Linked DNA regions of Homo sapiens: region 1 is linked to region 2. Evidence: chromatin contacts called from ENCODE Hi-C data. All regions are on one chromosome and are shown on one strand. Each heading gives the region's core, a stretch centred on a gene start or an enhancer-like site at or near the end of the contact. The rest is flanking DNA. Distances are from core to core; before and after follow the strand shown. Region 1 overlaps RUNX1 (RUNX family transcription factor 1). Region 2 has its middle 25 kb from the start of RCAN1.

Region 1 (5,422 bases), core at 1,355-3,854, 350 kb before region 2:
CTTTGGTCAGAAATCTTACTAGACATTTCAGCTTTTGCAGCACAAAGACATTTAAATTCTACCAGAACAAACACTCCTGTGGCCAGTTTTTCATAGTTTTTTCAGAAGCTGCTTTGGGTGGATTTGATGTATCAAAAGAGAAAGAATCATCCTCAGAGCTTCCCAAGTAGACTAGGAGGAGAGAAACTGCTTTAATCAGGGACACATCATGCCAGGCAGTTGCCCAAGGGGATGATTTCAGAAGCCTGGGAAAGACCCTGGCTTCCAAAAGTAACTTCCTCCCCCACACCTCCTAGCACAGCCTCATGCCTTTGACTTCAAGCTTAGGTAACCTCTGAGAAGTCAGCTCTCCTAGAAAGGTAAAACTATCAGTCATTTAAGCTGTAGTACGAACTAAGAAGCTACCCCAAGCAGAGTAGAGAATGGCAAAGATCAGTATAAAGAGATCTGGGGCCGGGCGCCGTGGCTCACACTTGTAATCCCAGCACTTTGGGAGGCAGAGACAGTCAGATCACCTGAGGCCAGGAGTTCAAGACCAGCCTGGCCAATATGGAGAAACCCCGTCTCTACTAAAAATACAAAAATTAGCTGGGTGTGGCGGCGGGCGCCTGTAATCTCAGCTACTCAGGAGATTGAGGCAGGAGAATCGCTTGAACGTGGAAGGTGAAGGTTGCAGTGAGCTGAGATCATGCCATTGCACTCCAGCCTGGGCAACAGAGTGAAACTCCATCTAAAAAAAAAAAAAGAGAGAGAGAGAGAGAGAGATCTGGGCCAGCCAAAGGCACATGTTCTGGATCTCTCCACTTTGCCTGAACCTGCACCTATTGGGATCATCTCAGTTCCCTTTGAGGATGTGGGGGCCTCAGAGCCTGGAAAGCCACACCCCTATTCTCCTGCCCACTATCAGCTACTGGATCAGAATCCACCAACTGTTGACAGGTTCAGCCAGTGTTCTCAAACAACCTCATGTGCAGGGTGCTCACTCAGGACAGGATTATGGGTGCCGGAGGAGACCATCCCAATAATAATCATAATAAGTTGTTGCACACACTGTCCGGATGTCAGGTGAGGGGATGAGTAGGGAAGAGCCAATCAAAGCTGGAAGCAGCAGTAGAAATAACAAGCTACTGTTCTCAGGGATGGCTTCATGGTAGAGGCAGCATCTCAGCAGGTCCTAGGGGTAAGAATGAGTTTGGCAGATGGAGATGGGAAGGACAGTTGTACAGGAGCCGAGGCGAGTGCCCACAGCACAGTTTTTGAAAGTACTAGATGATGCTGCAGCACAGAGCCACAGCAGGACAGCAGGCTGGGCAGCTGAGCCCTGCCATCCCCTTCCCTGGGATCTGCACCGCCCTGGTCCTTCTGGGCTCATGTATGAAAGGAGCAGCCCCAGGAATGTTGATGAAAGATGAGACTACACGCCTGGTGTCCTCGAAAGTGCAGCAATGCCAGTCTCTTAGCAACCATGTTTCCCCCGGCTGTGTCCACAAGTCCTTTGCAGATACAAGGGAAGAAGGACCGTACTGACCCCAGGGGCACCAGGAGCTGGGCTTCTCTGATCTTCCTTGGCACCCCTCCTCTACCTTAGCTGGCACCCGATGTGGTGCAGGCAATAGGGATGTCTTGGGATCCTAAGCCCAGCCTTGAGGAGGGGCGCATACTGACTTGTCTACAATTATAGGATGCTAGAAATTTACAGAGTGAATTCACAAACAGCAACTCCTCTGAGCCCCACAAAATCCTGCAAGAGAAAAGAGAGGTGGCATGAATTGTCTCATTCTATAAATAAGAAACCAAACTGAGGTTCTAAGAATCTCCGTGATTTCAGGCCACCTGTGCCCTGGGGATGGGAGTTGTTCATCAGCCTGGATCTCTGGCATCACACAAGACTGTCCCCTCTAGAGCAAGTCTGCACACGAAGCTAGCATTTTCCAGGCACTTCAAGAAATCTTGTCTTTCATTTTCTCTTTTCTGAGTGACTTGGGGTTCTGCCGAATTCCTGTTTCTGCAGAGGGCTGTAGCCTTTTCTCCTTTCCACATACTTTGGTGCTCTCCTAGCTAGGATAAAATGCTCTTTTTTTCCCCCTCTTTGGTTTTATGAGAATTTTTTTAGCGATGTCAGACTTCAAAGGAGGCCTCCTAACCATAAAGATCTCAACCAGACTCACATTTGTGATTCTTTCTCATGCCTGCGTGAAAAGGACAGTGGTGCTAACACATGGCTCATCTCCCCCTTGACATTCAGCCTCCTTTAAGTGATTTTACAAAGCCCCCTCACTTTCTCTTTCGGGTCCTAAATTAGTATGTCAGGAATCAACAGCTGCCTTCTCAGCCAAGAAGCTGGGCGCCTGGGGACTTCATTCTTCACCGCTGTCTGGAGCCCCGAAGATCTCTGTGCTCCCTGCCTCGTGTCAGCAGCCCGCTCCCCTCAAATGTCTGGCTTTCCTCAGCAACTGGCTACATGCTCCTGTTCTTGCTAAGTCACTGAAACCCTGGCCACAAGGCGGACGAAGCGAGATTTAATTGAATCTTTCAGCAATGATTCACAGAACAAAGCCTGACTGTCTGACCTGGAAACCACACAGTGGGGAGTTTAGAAACCCCGAGCCTAGTCAAAACAACGTTCCTCTTTCAGCCATTGATTGAAGTTCAAAGTAACAAAGCCGTAAGTCAGAACAAGCCATTGTCATGGCAAGGGCGGTGCAAGAAACACACTTACCTGGGCATGCAGCCTTGTGGGGTGAGGCTTCCCTGGCCTGTCAATCATGTCGGTCCCATTGGGACTGGCTTCAGGGACAACATGGCCTCCTGGGAGAAACTTCCCAGCTAGTCAGTGAAGCTCAGTGGTTGAGGTTAGGGGACTGTGTTAGTTTCCTGTGGCTGCCATAACAAATTGCCACAAACTGTGTGGTTTAAAACAACAGAAATGTATTCTCTTACAGCCCTAGAGGCTAGAATTCCAAGATCAAGGCGCTGGCATTTCTGTGCTCCCTCTGAAGGCTCCAGGAGAGGATCCTTCCTTGCTTCCCCCAGCATCTGGTGACTCCCAGCAACCCTTGACATCCCTTGAGTCATCTTTGCATTACTCCAGTTTCTGCCTCTGTCTTCGCATGGCATCTCTCTGTGTACCCCTGTGTGTCTTCTCCTCTTCTTATAAGGATGCTGATCATTGAATTTAGCAGCCAACCTAATCTAGTATGACCTCATCTTAACAAATCACATTTACACAAACCTTATTTCCAAAAAGCGTGACAACCTGAGGTTCTAGGTAGATGTGGATATTTGGGAGACACATAGGGAACCATGGCTTTTTTGCTAAATGCCACATATCTCCTGCTCCCTGCCCCCATCTTGTGGAGTTAGTTATTCCATCCTCAATTTTGAGACCTCCTCCACAGACTAAACTCTTGGTGCATGATGTTGAATCTTGACCTTTCAACTTTCAGGTTTGAGGAAACAAACAGTGCCAGCCTTTGACATAGGACCCAGTGTGATTTGATGGAAAGAGCATTGAAAGTTAATGCAAGGCAGACTGGAAGGTGAAACAGTGGACAGTATCTAGGGACATAAATGATCAGCCAAAACAGTCTGGGCTGGGTGCAATGGTTCATACCTGAAATCCCAGCATTTTGGGAGGCTGAGGCGGGATCCCTTGAGCCCAGGAGTTCGAGATCAGCCTGGGCAACATGGCAAAACCCATCTCTACAAAAAATACAAAAATTAGCCCAGTGTAGTGGTGCATGCCTGTAGTACCAGCTACTTTGGAGGCTGAGACAAGGAGTATCTCTTGAGCCTAGGAGGTTGAGGCTGCAGCGACCATGATCGTGCTATTGTACTCCAGCCTGGGTGACAGAGTGAGACCCTGTCTCAAAAAAAAAAAAAAAAAAAAAAAGTCTGGTCAGAGTTGTTGATAGACCACCAGACACTTTCTCTAAAACCATTTGTTACACCGCATACCACATCGTTGGAGAAGGAAATGTTGGTGGCAGTGAAATGACTATAATAATATAATATAGGATAATAAAATATGAGTGAATAAAATAGGTGTGTACCCCATTCATAACAGTCCCTGTCTGTCTGTGAGAAAGGAAGCCAAGTCCACTGAGGAATATTAAAGAAACCCCCATATGGTATCCCCAAAGGGCTCCACCCTAAACATTTGGAGTAGGGGTCAGTATAGGGATTGGTGTGTGGTTGCCCTGAGAGTGTTTTAATGCTCACCATGGGCTGAGAGCTTTCAGAGAAAAAATCGTGTCATCTCCAAGATCTCACATTCTGGAATGTTCTTCCATCCACAGCTTCTACTCCTTCCCTGCCTATTCCACTCCTACAGATTGTACTTGCCGTCTTCATGGTGACCCCAGACACCTCTGGCTACCTCTGCTCTCCAAGCCAGTCAGCAAGCACCCTTTGACAAACCTAGTTCTGCCCCGATGGGCCTGAACCCAAGACTGGGTCACTCCATTGAGGTCCTGCTGGCAGCCTATTACTCCCTGCTCTGTCATCCCTATTGCAAGAAACTATGATGAGACCATAGGGAAATGAAGGACCCATCAATCTAATATCAATATTAAATTACTGTACCTTTCAATGGAGTGCTAAGTTCTTTACCTTCATTTATTAACTCAGGATGACCACTTACTTTCTCTGCTCTTGTTCTAAGTCTTCTAAGTATTATTGGAATCACATAACTACTTTGACACAATTTTTTCATCCTAACCTGTGCACTGAATACTCAATATATCCATGCACAACCTCCTACCATGCTATATATTTTGGGGCTATTCCAAACCTGGCCTGGGCTGCCAGCCCTGACCCCCATACCATGCAGCCTGTCCTCTGGGAAGATCCTGTCACCCCTGTATTCCTGAGAAGAGAAATGAGTTCTATGGAAAGTACCTGATCACTTCCTTCCTTCACATGACGGGGTCTATCTGCATCTTCATGTGACCTCTCTCTGATGGACATTGTATTTGCCCAACTACTTTGCAGACATGTGCCACATAACTGTGCTTCTGCACTCAAGCCCTCCAGCTTCCTCTAGAACTGTTCCATCAACCCTTCATTCCCTTCTTTTCCTTCCTGCACTTCTCTCCTCTCCACTCCTGGTCTCTCTCCACTGGCTGGGCATTTCTCTTGTCTTAAAATACTCTTCTTTTTGATTCTGCTATTTCTGCAAGCCACCAACTTCTTTCTCTTCTTCCTTTTGCCACCACTTCCTCTGAAATAGTGAATCTCAAACCATTTTTCCTCCACAGCGCACCAAAGAGCCGTAGCTATTGCAGTGGCCTCCCCCACAGATAAGTTATATGGAAGACTGTGTATAGTTCTATAGTTTTTTTTCTGCCCTCATATGGGACCTTCTGGTGCACAATGACATACTGAGATTGGCCACTTTGCTAACTGATTTGCTACTCTGGGG
Region 2 (5,310 bases), core at 1,312-3,811:
TCTCCCTATCATTCAGCCACACCATGGGCAGGAAGTGTGCAGACTGGTCTCTGCTATAGGGCTGAGTCCTGGGATCATTCCACCACGTGCATTTCCATTCACAGCCAACCACACCCATCACCCATGGCACATGTGATGGTGGCACCCAGCACCCAGAGCCAGGCAGGACTTGCCGCTGGTGCTCTCTCCTAGCTGGGAACCAACCCAGGAGGCTGTAGGTTTGAGCACTCCTTCTTGGTTCCCTAGGGACTGGAAGTTGCACGCACTGTCAGCCAGCCATGGCTAAAGAAAGTGAAAAGTGAGGGAGTGAGCGAGAACAGAGAAAGTCCCAGGGCTGGTGTTCCACTAGCGTGCTGTGGCTCTAGTGACCACCTCTGCCTCACAGGTCTTGCAACTGAGATACAAAAACTTTTGATTCTGTGGCTTCAATACCAAGCTCAGCTCTGTAGGTCTTTGAAGTGAGCCCATTCAAGCCAAAGATTTGAGACCTTTGGACATTGTGAGGAATCACAACATGACCAAAGGCAGGTGGGGACTTGAATCTGCACATTAAGGGAAGGAAGCCTGCCCCAAAGGCATCACACATGACTAGGCAGCAGGTGGGTGACTGATGAGTCTGGGTTCACATCCTGAAGCTTTGCCTTGTGGGTGGGGACCATGCTTTACTGTGAGCCCTGCACCTGCTCTCAAGCCCTTCAAGGTGCCTTTTCCTCTCTACTAATGATCTGAGCAATGGACTTTTGTAACAGATCCCGGGGCACTCTAGGCTACCACCCAAGGCACTGCTTTTCTGCCATCCAGGTATCTGGGAAGTCAATTCATAATCAGTAGGTTTCTTGGAAAACATGGACTAGGGGTACAAAGAGGCATTTATCATCGATTATGAGAGAAGTCAGAAAACACAGTGCCAGCCTCAATGGCCCTGGGTGCTGAGATGCTGTGTCCAACACTTTCTGACCTTCTCCCTTTTTAAAAAAATTCTAGACTCCATGCTGTTCCCTTGATCTTTCTTCAGCTGTTCTAAATATTGCCTAAGCCACAGGTTTCTCCTAAGTTCAGTAGGTCCACTGAGACTTCCTAAGACCAAGCTTACATTAATCTGGAGAAGGTGGTGCAGGATTCAGGAGGACGAGAGAGACCTCAGGTTGAAACAGGAGAGTTTTTACTGAGTGTACTCGGGCCCAGCTGACTCAACGTCCAAAAGACTGGGCCCAGAACAAAGACAGCACCTGACTTTTATACACACTTTACAAAAGGGGGTGGGCTAGCTTGAAGTAAGCTTACAGTGGCATGAAAGCAGGGATACTGAGGCAGGACAAAGACAGGATTGCACATGACCGTTGCCAAGCAACCCAGATGTCCGTTATCTAGTTTTGCCTGGGCATGGGCTTATCCTATAACCTTTACTATGGTGCCCAGGCAGCTGTAGTTTGGGCCTACTCAAGCTTCTTATGACCTTTGTTGTACTTCTTAGAGAAAACAGAATACTTGAAGTCACTAGTTACAGAGAAGAGGAACCTACAAACTCATTTCATAAAACAAAGGAAATTTTTTTTTCTATGTTGAGGGAGTGCTGGGAGAGTCTTCAGAGCACATTAGATAACATTATTAGGACCTTTCCTGGGTCTGGGCTGTGCCTGTTGCTGCCTCTGGGACAAGTCAGCCTAATACAGGAAAACTTTTTTTTAAATTTTATTTTTTTTTAATTTCCAGCCTCAAAGGGACCAACCCATCTTAGAGACTTCTACAGACAGCCCGTCCCCCTGTTAGGTGACGATTTTACCAGTGTAGACCTCCCAGGATGCATTATCACTGCCAGCATCTGAGGCACTTGTAGTAACCACTTTACGCGGACCTGAATCATGAATGCTTTCCATGGAAGTGACTCAGAGGAAAAACTATTTTCAAAGCAAGAATTGGCAGGGCAGTGGAACTGATTGGATGTGCAGTTCAAGCAAGAAGGAAGAATTAAAAGTGATGGAGAAGTTGAGTTCCTGAACACCAGAAGGTTTATGGACATGGAGCTGGGCTGGAGAGGCTGAAGCTGTCCTGAGGTGGGGGAAATTTAAAGGAGTGGGAAAGGTGTAGGGGACAACTGTCCTCTTTGCCATCCAGAATCTAGTCACCCTTCTAGTAAGCCAGAACCCTAAAGTTTCTCCAATGATCTCACAGAGTCAATGGACATGAACTTGAATAGAACAGGTTGTGTGAGCTGCTGCAACCATCTCGTCACCACGTGGAGCCTGAGAAAGGCATGCAGTGGGAGGGGGCAGGGACGAGATGGAGAGAGATCAGAGAGATTAAGAGACTCCTGAAGCAAGCTATATTGGTTCCACCCCAAACTTTTCTGTTACATGAGCCCAACATATTCCCTTTTTTGCTTAAGAAAAGAAAAATAAAATAGAATATTAAACAGTGCAACTGCTGTAGAAAAGTTTGGTGGTTCGTCAAAAAATTAAACATAGAATTATCCTATGACTCAGCAACTCTAATTCTGAGTATATATCCAAAAGAACTGAAAGTGAAACTCAAACCAGTATTTTCACACCAACGTCTGTGACAACATTATTCACGATAGCCAAAAGGTAAAAACAACCCCAGTGTCCATTAACAGTTAAATGGATAACAAAATGTAGTATGCACATGCGATGGAACATTGTTTAGCCATCAAGAGGAATGAAATTCTGATACATGCTGCAGCATGGATGAGCTTTGAAAATATTGTGCTAAGTGAAATAAGCCAGGCACAGAAAGACAAATGTCTTGTAACTGCACTTATATGAGGGACCTAGAATAGTCAAATTCATAGAGATAGAAAGTAGAATAGAAGTTACTAGGGGCAGGGGTTGGCGGGGTGGAGAGGCAGAGCTGTTGTTTAATGAGTACAGAGTTAACAATGGGGGAAAATATTTTAGGTACAGATAGTGATGATGGTTACACAACACTGGGAATGTATTTAATGCCACCGGATTGGATGCTTACAAATGGTTAAAATGATAAATATTATATATATTTTGCCACAATTTTTTTAAAAAACAGAAATTTATTATCTTGCAGTTCCAGAGACTAGAAGTCTGAAATCAACATGGGGGTGGTGAGGGTGAAAAAAAAAGATGATCAGAGAGTTTGGACATTTTTAGTGACAATCTACTCTGATAAACCAAGCACCTGAATTCCCATGGGAATAAGGATATGTATGGTCACCTTTACCAATTGACTGACTGTTTCCTCGGGGTCTCCGATGAGTTGGCTGTCTGGCGCAGGGTGCACAACAGTTCTTAAAGCCACACATCTGTCCAAAAGCTCAAAGAGGCAATAGTACATCTTACACTATTGCAGATCTTCCAGTAAGTACATATATATATCTCACTGTAGTGCTGGGAGTAACATGGTGGCCTCAACAACCCTGGCAAATTGCCCTGTAACAAAACAGCACTGTGGGAAGTCACCTTTACCAATCATTGGTGCATCATAACGAGAGTCTCCTCTTTCTTCTATTCAGGGTTATTTGAGTTCTTTTGCTAATTTAACTGTGGCATCTGGCCTGGGAACATCAAAAGACAACAAAACTCCTAATCATCAGGGGAAGAGTCAAGTCTCCCTGCCCCAGGAGTGATGACTTATTACAACAGCTCTGGGTTGGTGCTGATGGGTTTGCATGTTCCCCTTCAGAATCCATCCTCTGTGGACTTGAACCTACCAGGGGATCATGGTGAATTCTTCCAAGGTCTGGGGAGGGGTTGGTGCTCTAGGCCTCTGGTAATTTCCAAACGGTGTCTCTCTGAAGGAGGGCTGCCAGCCAGCAGGTTCCAACAGGGTCACACCATCCCCATCCACCAGCTCCTGGGATTTGCAAAAACACAAAAACAACTTTGCATTAACAGTCCATCTGAAACCCAGAGAAAGTGCGACCAGGCCTTTCACCAAGATGTGAAGCCTCTGCCTGGCCCAGAGGGATACATGTGTACTCCAGGCTATATTCTGAACCTTCATGCCTGTGACCGGGCCATGCCTCACATGTCGTTCCTACTAAACTGACTTGATCATGTCGAGCCCCTGTGGTAATCCATTCTCCCTTTTGGTTTTGAAACAGGGTCTCTCGTTGTTGCCCAGGCTGGAATGCAAAGGCACGACCACAGCTCACTCTAACCTCAAACTCCTGGGCTCAAGGGATCCTCCCATGTCAGCCTCCCAAGCAGCTGAGACCACAAGTGCGCACCACCACACCCAGCTAATTTTTTTGTTTTTTAAACCAGGTACTGTGAGTGCTCACCTGATTCTGGGCTCTAACAAAGGTGTTTTTTTATGTGTGTGGAGATAGTTGTTAAATTGGTGCCTTGCTGGGTGGATGATGGGTGGAGCCTTCTATTCTGCCATCTTGCTCCACCTCTCTCCTCCTTTTTATTTTTTTAAATAAAAAGGGGGTTTCACTATGTTGCCCAGGCTAGTCGCAAACTCCTGGGCTGAAGTGATCCTCTGGCCTCCCAAAGGGCTGGAATTACAGGCGTGAGTCACTGAACCCAGCCCATCTACTCTCTTAGTGTTCCCATCCCCACACTGTTCTGTCTTCCCTTTACCAGTTTATCCTGTTCTCAACTTTGGTCCAGATACAATGCCATTTTTGTGGACCAACCTTCCTCATCTTCACTGAGGTCATACCTGGGTTCAAACACCAGCTGAGACATCACAACCTCTATGACCTTGAGTAGCCATTCATTTTTTCAGGTATGCATCTGTATGATGGGCTTGATAGTTCCATCTGTTTCAGGCAAGGTTCCCTTGCAGTCACAGGAACCACTCTAACTATTTTAAGCAGAAATGGATTTCATATAGGAGTAGTGTGCTCACAAAACCTTCACATGGGTCAAAGAAGCAGGCTAGAGAAGAGGCCTGCAGGAAAGACTCATAAAACAATACTGCAGGACTAACCCACCAGGGAAGCCACCTCTTTTAACTCAAGCACAAAACTCTAGAATCAGGAAGTGGCACAGCCCCAGGACCTCTGAATCAACCTTTGCTTCCAGTGATGTAACACCTCAACTGTGATGGAGATCAGGGGCTACCATGACAATGTTTACCCCCATGGCCCCTCCACACCGACTAGATCTGCACCAACAAAAATATATATGACCCTTACTGCCACTCCCTTCGCACTTAATTCAGTTCCAAAGTCAGCTCTCTCATGGCTGCACCTAATCAGCAGCTTCCAAATCATATGTGGAGCCCTGTTTGCAAGGCAGGCTGGGAAATAGTTTCTGTCTCTTCAGCTCTGTAGAGAGGAAAAAGCAGAAGAAGGTTGCAGTGAATGGA

What was found. A loop is a pair of places that touch in the nucleus more often than their neighbours do. Pooled maps may share reads with other maps.
Region 1: a loop to region 2 is called in a pooled map, with 7 times the contacts of the local background. The contact joins two enhancer-like sites. A Hi-C loop is called at or near these places in 3 of 37 single-sample maps with no recorded cell type and 6 of 50 pooled maps.

Annotation. Positions count from the first base shown.
Region 1 is chr21:34,984,338-34,989,759 of GRCh38, reverse strand. The region is part of intron 2 of RUNX1 (RUNX family transcription factor 1); the gene reads left to right. Among named protein-coding and RNA genes, the nearest start is that of RUNX1-IT1, 52 kb to the left of the region's middle. RefSeq lists an enhancer at 2,341-2,390. Within about 2 kb of position 2,604, at least 8 of the 41 ENCODE cell types and tissues checked have a DNase peak (open chromatin) inside an H3K27ac peak, as active enhancers do.
Region 2 is chr21:34,637,607-34,642,916 of GRCh38, reverse strand. No RefSeq gene overlaps it. Among named protein-coding and RNA genes, the nearest start is that of RCAN1, 25 kb to the right of the region's middle. RefSeq lists enhancers at 101-220, 481-530, 541-590, 2,319-2,428, 2,459-2,658. Within about 2 kb of position 2,561, at least 2 of the 41 ENCODE cell types and tissues checked have a DNase peak (open chromatin) inside an H3K27ac peak, as active enhancers do.